3 separate regions of the Homo sapiens genome follow, and all the other regions are linked to region 2. A link is a contact called in ENCODE Hi-C or POLR2A ChIA-PET data. All regions are on one chromosome and are shown on one strand. The core of a region is the stretch at or near the end of the contact, and the rest is flanking DNA. Distances in the headings are between cores, read along the strand shown. Region 1 overlaps STEAP1B (STEAP family member 1B). Region 2 holds the start of TRA2A (transformer 2 alpha homolog). Region 3 overlaps OSBPL3 (oxysterol binding protein like 3).

Region 1 (2,700 bases), core at 74-2,573, 1.1 Mb after region 2:
CTACACAGAATTATAATAGAATGATAACATATTTTTAAGCGTGAGGTCCCTTAAAAATGAGGTAATATTGGGGAAATGAAATGGAAATATGAGTTCAAGGAAAAAAGTTCTATTAAAAGATCATTCATGTATTTTAAAATTTTAGATGATAAATATATCATTTCTATCTATATTCCTTTGGATAATGGAAAAATATAATTGGTATCTATATTCCTTTGGCCATATAGAAATGCATTCATTAACATTTTGTTGTAAAGTGTCAATATTGACTACGTGCCATAATTACATCTTTGCAACTATTTTAACACGGGAAGGGAAACTTGAAGTCTCATCTGAAAAAGGTTCAAGAGGATATGTAGGTTTCTAAAATTGTTTTAGGAGATATGAGAGTAAACAATGTTGCCTCGCTATGATAAACCATAGATGAATAATGACTAGATGAATGAATAAGCAAACCAGCAACTGAAAGCAAGAAATCCCTTCTAGGGTAAATACAACTGAAAGCAAGAAATCCCTTCTAGGGTAAATGAAACCAATATGGGTTGCATGACGTTTATCCAATGCCTTCATGTCTTTGCATCTCAATTGCTCATCTGTAAAAAGGAGATGGTGATAACTGTTTGTGAGCCTTAGATGAGGTCATGCATGTAAATGTGCTTTGCACCTGGCAGGTCCTCAGTAAGTGTTTGCCGAAGTACTAGGTGGCAATGCAATTTGGGTATATCCATCTCTTCCTGTCCTAAGGGATGCTGGTCAGTGTACCAGAAGTAAAACAAATTGGCTTCTATGGCTGCACACCAGGACAGGTCTTGATTACATGAAGGACCTTACTAAACACCCTTCCATCCTAACAAAAATATGTGGAGCATTTGACCATTGCACAGGGATGAGTTCCCACTTTACTCCCACAAATGTGATTTGTGTCAGCTTTGCCCTACAAATGATGTGTTTGTGGACATTCCATCTTTGGAATCTATTAAAACAGTCATTGTCAAGTATTTATTTAGAGTCAATAGAACTACTATGTATTATATAAAATATAAAACACAGGCAGCATGCTTCATGCCAAAGTGGTTACTGAATCTACTCTTTTATAAATATACAATATTGACTGATCTTCCAACCAACTGAATTACAAGCTGACCAGTACACACACAAGAAGTCATTTCTTTATAACAGTTGATGACAGGCCTCTGTCACCAAACTGTATTGGAAGTTGGCCTGGCATTTAATAAGCAATGGTGACCAATTAAGGAAGTGAAATGCTTGTGCAAAGTGCCTAATATAATAAGGTTTTTGCCCATTACTGAGACATCAGTGATGTCCCAGAAGAGAAAGTGACTCTGGTTACAAAGTGGAACCAGGCCATGCTAAATTAGAGCTGCTTCTATACTAAGGCTACCAGTCATCTTTAACATCAAGAGTGCTCACTGAGCTCTTCAGACATTTACCCTAAAACAAGAGATGAATTTTAAAATGAGTCTTTTGATGCTCTCTGGAGAGCAAACCCTTAAGCTATATTCCTATAAAAATTAAGAATCTCATTCCAGACCCCAATTAAACTAAAAAATATTGTAGAGAGAGACAGAAAAATCAAGTTTCTACAATGTGCCAGCCACTGGCTAAGTGTTTTCCCAGATACTGTCTCATTACTCTTCACAGCACCATTGTGGGGTGGGCAGCATTCCTTCCATTTCACAGATGAAAATACTGAGGTTCAGGGAGGGTTCAACTTGGGACCAGGCTTGAGTCGTTTACCTGAAACAAAACCCACATTCTTTCCCCTTCACCTTATTAACTCTAATCTTGGCTGAAAAAAGTGAGTGCTCAGAAAAATAAGGGTTATAGAAGTGAGATTAGCATTCATATTCCAATGGAAGTGTCCATCAGAGTGGTTCTAAATCTTGGCTACGCATTGGAATTGCCAGTATTCCAGGGTTTGCACAACTTGCTTGTAAGAAATCTTAGGGCAGTGTTTATCAACCTATAGCAGGCTTCAGAACCACCTGGAGGTTTGTTAAAACAGATTTTTGGGCCCTGTCCCCAAAGTTCCCGATTCTGTCTTTCTGGGGTTGGCCTAAGAATCTGTATTTCTAACAAATTTCCTGTGGCTCCAGGTTGGGGACCTCACTTTGTGAACCACTGGCATAGGGCATTGTCTTGCAAAGCGCAGTCCTGTCCCAGAGTATCCAGGTTGGAATTAGGGACTCAAATGCAGGTTCTTGGCCCTGGCCCAAATCTATAGGATCAGATCTCAGAGGGTAGGGACCGGGGATCTGCCTCATAAACAAGTGTTCCAGATGATTCTTTCACTTGCAGAAGCATGAGAACTGTCATCCAATGGGTCTTTGAACTCCTTCATCTCATATACAGCCCAGCTTTTAAATACTGTCACATTTTGAACGACAACTGCACAGCAGAACTGCATTTACAGTTGACCATTAGCTGCTGCTGTGACTTGCTTCTGGTTATTTAAAATGCCCACAAGGGATCTCTTAGCCCATGCTTCATAAATAAAGCCCAAAGAAGAAATATTTATTCATTCATTTTTTTAAAAACTCTCCAGTTGTCAAGTTTCCGACTCATCAGGGGGAAAGACTGATTAGTGGTTGTTTCATGCTTCCCCACACAAGTGAAATCAGGAGGAGAAAAGCATTCTATAAAAGAGCTTATTTCCCTTCCTCTTCGCCTCTCCTGCCT
Region 2 (2,700 bases), core at 194-2,693:
TGTCATTTAAGTTTATCCCTATCAATAACTGACATTCAAATGCTGAAATCTTGCCCCCAGTGGTAGCAATCTTCATAATAATGCCAGATGAACTTTCCTACCATAGAACTATAGTTGAAAGTCTATGTCAATCTTTTTACTACAAAGCACTGTAGGAAAAAAATTTAAGATGAAACTAATTTTTAAAGTTGCATTACACAAGTAAAACTCATCTCAGAGATTATTACTATGATTGGGAACCAAGTTGACAGATTTGGGAGGTCTTCACTGTGAAGCTTTATGGAAATATCTAAGTCAAAAAAACTAGTAGGGAGCTAAGCATTATAAAAAAAAAACTACACGGCTGTCTCTAGGAGGGGGAACTGGAGCAGGGACACGAGGCAAGGAGCAGCGGCTTTGCATCATAACCTCATCTGTGCATGTACTACGTCGACATTACACAGGGCAAATATGGAAGAAAAGTAATACAGTCAGCTGACAACGTGCCCCCCAAAAGCCTGTTATATATACACGATTCCAGCCGGGCGCGGTGGCTCAGGCCTGTAATCTCAGCACTTTGGGAGGCCGAGGCGAGCAGATCGCTTGAGTCCACAAATTCGAGACCAGCCTGGGCAGCATGTCAAAACCCCATCTCTGCAAAACACACAAAAATTAGCCGGGTGGGCCGGGTACGGTGGTTCACCCTTGCAATCTCAGCACTTTGAGAGGCCCAGGCGGGCAAATCACCTGAGGTCAGGAGTTTGAGACCAGCCTGTCCAACATGGTGAAACCCCCGTCTCTGCTAAAAATACAAAAATTAGCCGGGCGTGGTGGTGCATGCCTGTAATCCCAGCTACTGGGGAGGCTGAGGCAGGAGAATTGCTTGAACCTGCGAGGTGGAGGTTGCAATGAACCTAGATAGCGCCACTGCACTTCAGCCTGGGCAACAGAGTGAGACTCCGTCCCAAAAAAGAAAAAAATTAGCCGGGCGTGGTGGCGCGCGCGGGAGCCTGAGGTGGGAGGATCGTCTGAGCCCGGGAGTTTGAGGCTGTGGTGAGCAGTGATCGCTTCACTGCACTTCAGCTTGGGTGACAGAGCGAGACCCTGACTCAAAAAATAAACAAACATAAAAAAACGCTTCCAATGTTTTGTTCCCTTACATCAGAATCCACTTGGACAATATTTAAAGGGGCTAAGGTCATATAAGGCTCATCTGGCGACTGAAAAGTCTTCAAAGAGGTTGACGCGTCCGAGGTGAGTCTGAAGTTTGGAGGACAGCACGGGACCGCGATTCCAAGGCGCCCAGGTTGAGAGCGCAGGCCGCCCGCCAACCTCCACCCTCGCTCCAGGCCCAGCCGACACAAAGCCTCGCGGGAGGTGGAGCCTCGTGACGTCACAGAGACGCCCGCCCCCTTTACGTCGTGCTCTGAGGAGGCCAGGAGATTTCTGGCGGCGCCGGCGCCATTTTGCTGGAGCCTGCGACCGAGTGGGAGTGGAGTGGAGCGGCTGTGGTTGCCGACTCTTTCCTCTTCCCCACGGTCCAGTCAGCGGGTTAATTAGGCCATCGGCCCTCGAGCCGAGACTTGTCTCTTATTTAGTTCTGGGGAGCGCCTCGTCGACATGAGTGATGTGGAGGAAAACAACTTCGAGGGCAGAGTGAGTACAAAGCCGCGGGAGCCGTCTAGGCGGCGGCCCAATGCTCGGGGTTTCACGGGAACAAGCGCGGTCGGGCGGGGTTGCGGGTAGTCCCGCGAGGAGCAACCTCTGGAGCCATCGCGATTGATTCCTCCCATCCCAAGATGGCTTCTGGGTTCCACTCCTTCCCCAAACACCACGGATAACACCCCTCCCCCTTTTTTGGAGGCTGACTGATACCTGGACTTCTGGGTCCTCTTCCCTCCCCGCCCCCGCATTGCTTCCTCCCTTCTCCCCACCCCTGAGGCTTCCTTATGTCTGCTCCGAGGTGTGGGTCCCCGTCGCGGTTGGGCGGGAGGAGGCGGCAGGGAGCTCCCCTCCGTCCGGATAGTGGTAGGTGCTTCCTGCGGTGGCATTTCTGGCGACCCCGAGCATCGTAGAGGGTCTCGGGATCGAAAGTGCGCGGGGCTGCTTTCCGGGCGGGGAGAAGCTGGCGTGGGACTAGCTGGGGCCTGTGTCTCCTTGGCTCTCTATTTCAGTGAGCGGCCGCGTCTCTGTTGGAACCGGCGGCGTTGCGTCTAAAAAGGCGAAAGCCTTGAGGTTGAAGGTGGGACGAGCCTAATGAAGTGGTTAGTCAACGACCGCACCGACCCTTAAGCGTTCTTAAGACGAGAGCTGTGAGGGGAAACTACGCAAGGAGCCCTTTTCCCTTAATGTCCCTTCGACTTTCCTTTCACTTCGAAATGAATGTGGAAATGCTGTCACGCCTTATTTTTCTAATTCCTCGATGTTGGGTTTTTTCTCTTCTTTATATCTCAACTTTTAATGCTCTTCTTCCTATGACCTTTCATCTAAAAACTGACCACTCCTTTACAGGTTTTTACGGTAAAAAAAAAAAAATCTGTCTTTCTTTAATCTTACATAGCTGAACGAATTCATTGGCTCAGTATTTTTAAGATAACTAGTCAGTATATACTGTTCTGTAACTTAAAAGATGACCTGAAAATTAACAGGCCCTCTCCCATTTCTCTTCTCACTCTATCCCCCACCGAAGAGGGCTCAGAAAAAAGTTTTTATTAATATATT
Region 3 (2,700 bases), core at 124-2,623, 1.4 Mb before region 2:
TTGACGTCTGCCTTGGGTCTGGAGACTGGGTGCTTCTCATTTTCAGGAGCTATGATTGTCATTGTTCTGTGCTGGGGCTGTTCTGTCTTTGGGTGTGAGGATGGGAGAGTTGCCTTTTGCATAGTACTCAGAGTTCTTTGATGAAAAACGGTAAGCACAGAATGGTTTATTAGAATGCCCTTAATGTGCTAAACTCCCTAAATCAATGGATGTCTGCAGTGAATCTGCAACATAGGGGAATATGCAAGGAAGATCAAGGCCCTGGTTGCTGAATTTGATTTTTAAAATTAATTTGATGGAATCCAGCTTAGAGTTTTAACACATTACTTACATCCCACATTTTGACTTACATTTTCTGATTTGTAATTCCTATGAACTATTATTTTTTGGTAACATTCTTACTAGATGTAAACTCCTAAAGAATTAGGATCTATCTTTCCACAAATTTTTAAAGTTTGATAAATGGATACTTGAGAATATTTTCTTACTTCGGAGATAAAATTTAGTAAAAACCTTCTAGTAGCTAGTGTGAAGGGGAGGGAACACAGGTTATCAATTTGATAAACAAATAACCTACTACCTACCGTGTCAATTAAGAAAAAACAAAAACAAGGATGAGACAGTCTTCAAATTGCTTTTGATCTATACACTCTACTGGAGAGAATAAAATAACCATGTCATTGTTAGCATTGGGAACAGAGGTGCTTTTAGGTTTTTCTTGCCTTTTAGCTCTAGTCTACCAGTAACCACCCCACCTTTTTAAAACCTGTTTACTCTGCCTTTTCCTTTTATGTCTCTCTTTTTTCCAGTTTGCACTAGTTTAAAAGTGTCTCAGGTTAAGTTTTTTGCAGTAATCTTTCTTTCCCCTAGAAGTGAGTAAAACTTCCTGTATCCCTTTTTCTCCCCACCTATGTTCCCTAAATTAGTGATTCTCTTACAAGGAATTATTATCGCCCCTGCAGTTTTGGAAGGATACCTCCAAAATATATCTTGGGGACTTCGATTTATAGAATTTGGTTTAAGCTTAGATTCTGAGTCCCAGGGTTATTTTTAGTTAAGTGGACAAACAAACTTGAAGTGTGTACATCTGATACATGACCCACTAGGGTATTTTGTTTCTTGTTATTTGAGAGTGTTCAGTTAGCACTTATAGAGCATTACCCATTGTTAGCTGGCTGTTTACATTTCTGAAAAGATGATAAGTTGATTTTTGTAGGAAATAGGGAAGTTTTAAAACTTCATGCTCACATTTCATAGTAACTCAATTGATAGTCTTTTTAGATAAGTAATGAAATGCTGCCTGTGGTTGCCAATTGTTAAAACTCTACCAAGCTTCCGCAAGCAGTTGTCGGTTAAGGGAGCGTAATAACACCCACTGATAAAATTCAAACCACCAGATGTTATTTTAAGTTCTTGGGTGGTGCTATCTTTTCTTACCCTTTAAACTGCTAAGTCACATCCTGCTTTGCATTTCAATTTGGTATAAATTGGATGCAGCAGACATAGGTCTGGCATAAGATGCTCAAACAAAATTAAATACCAAAATTAAAGAAGGCAGTTCTGTGGAGTAAATCTGTCATTTCTGGATGCAAGATTATGTTAGAGCAGTGGCTCAACCCTTGCTGTGTATCCAAATCACCTGGGAGTGTCTCAGGATGCCCTTGCCCTGGCCTCATCCCCAGTGTCTGGACCAGTTAGTATGAAATGGCACCAGGCTTTGGGATTTTGTAGAAGCTTCCCAGGGTGATCCTGTCACGCAGCCGGGGTTGAGAAATGTTGCAGGAGGTGCCCCTCCCGACCCAGCTCACAGCTTTGTCCTCCATGCTTCTCTCTACCTAGTCAAGCCCTATCCACATCTTCACGGCTCCCTGCAGGCCACCTCTTCCTAAGCTTTTTCTCACAACTCCAGCCCCACTGAGCTCTTCCCTTGTGACTGCCCATAGCACCTACCAGATGGCCCACCCTGGGGTGTGTTCTGGCTTGTTTCATTTGTGACATCTTATCTCCTTGATCACAGTGGTTTCCTCCTTGGATTAAGTTTCTGTCACTTAGTTTCCATCACTGAAGGGTTAGCACAGCAGTGGACACATAGTAGTTACTTTATAGGATATATACTGAATTGAGTTTTCATCAGTGTGCCTGTCTTCTTTTTGCCACCTGTCTTTCCACTGTAGCTTCCTTTATTAGCCCACATTTATTCATAAGTATTTCTTCCTTGTAAGGTGTTGAAGGACAAGTAAGAGTAGCTAAGCTGCAGAAGGAGGAGGAAAACTCAGCCCATTTCTGATTTCTCCATTCAGGAATGGAGGAGTTGTCATAGGACCTATGGACTCATCTCTCTCCATTCAGAACATTGATTCATCCTGATCTGTAGTGACTCTTGGGACCACGTGGGTGATAAATGCAACATGAAAGGGGCTGGCTTGCTGGAGAAGGTGAAAATGATTTGAAGATTGGATGTCTACCATCTATCCTATTTTGAGCATTTGGGATTATTTCAGGCCAGGGTAATACACACCTTCAAATTGAAAATAGTAGCTTTCGGCCAGCCACGGTGGCTCACACCTGTAATCTCAGCACTTTGGGAGGCCGAGGCAGGTGGATCACCTGAGGTCAGAAGTTCGAGACCAGCCTGACCAACATGGCGAAACCCCATCTCTACTAAAAAGTACAAAAATTAGCCGGGCATGGTGGTGTGTG

Evidence for each region. Hi-C counts contacts between places; a loop is a spot of excess contacts on that map. ChIA-PET counts read pairs that join two places held with the same protein, here RNA polymerase II (POLR2A). Pooled maps may share reads with other maps.
Region 1: a pooled map shows a loop between it and region 2 (8-fold over the local background). The contact joins the enhancer-like site here to the promoter of TRA2A in region 2. A Hi-C loop is called at or near these places in 3 of 37 single-sample maps with no recorded cell type and 4 of 50 pooled maps. POLR2A ChIA-PET finds 5 or more read pairs at or near these places in 1 of 52 experiments (HEK293).
Region 3: a map with no recorded cell type shows a loop between it and region 2 (4-fold over the local background). The contact joins the enhancer-like site here to the promoter of TRA2A in region 2. A Hi-C loop is called at or near these places in 3 of 37 single-sample maps with no recorded cell type and 3 of 50 pooled maps. POLR2A ChIA-PET finds 5 or more read pairs at or near these places in 1 of 52 experiments (activated T-cell).

Annotation. Positions count from the first base shown.
Region 1 is chr7:22,445,804-22,448,503 of GRCh38, reverse strand. All of the region lies in intron 4 of STEAP1B (STEAP family member 1B), which reads left to right. Among named protein-coding and RNA genes, the nearest start is that of STEAP1B, 53 kb to the left of the region's middle. RefSeq lists enhancers at 359-428, 439-488. Within about 2 kb of position 1,323, at least 2 of the 41 ENCODE cell types and tissues checked have a DNase peak (open chromatin) inside an H3K27ac peak, as active enhancers do.
Region 2 is chr7:23,530,724-23,533,423 of GRCh38, reverse strand. It overlaps TRA2A (transformer 2 alpha homolog), which reads left to right and starts at 1,443. Exons shown (of 8, transcript NM_013293.5): 1 at 1,443-1,635. The coding sequence starts at 1,600. RefSeq lists enhancers at 205-704, 1,064-1,183, 705-1,206, 1,354-1,573, 1,584-1,633 and 3 more.
Region 3 is chr7:24,909,949-24,912,648 of GRCh38, reverse strand. All of the region lies in intron 1 of OSBPL3 (oxysterol binding protein like 3), which reads left to right. Among named protein-coding and RNA genes, the nearest start is that of OSBPL3, 69 kb to the left of the region's middle. RefSeq lists an enhancer at 1,820-1,969. Within about 2 kb of position 1,373, at least 4 of the 41 ENCODE cell types and tissues checked have a DNase peak (open chromatin) inside an H3K27ac peak, as active enhancers do.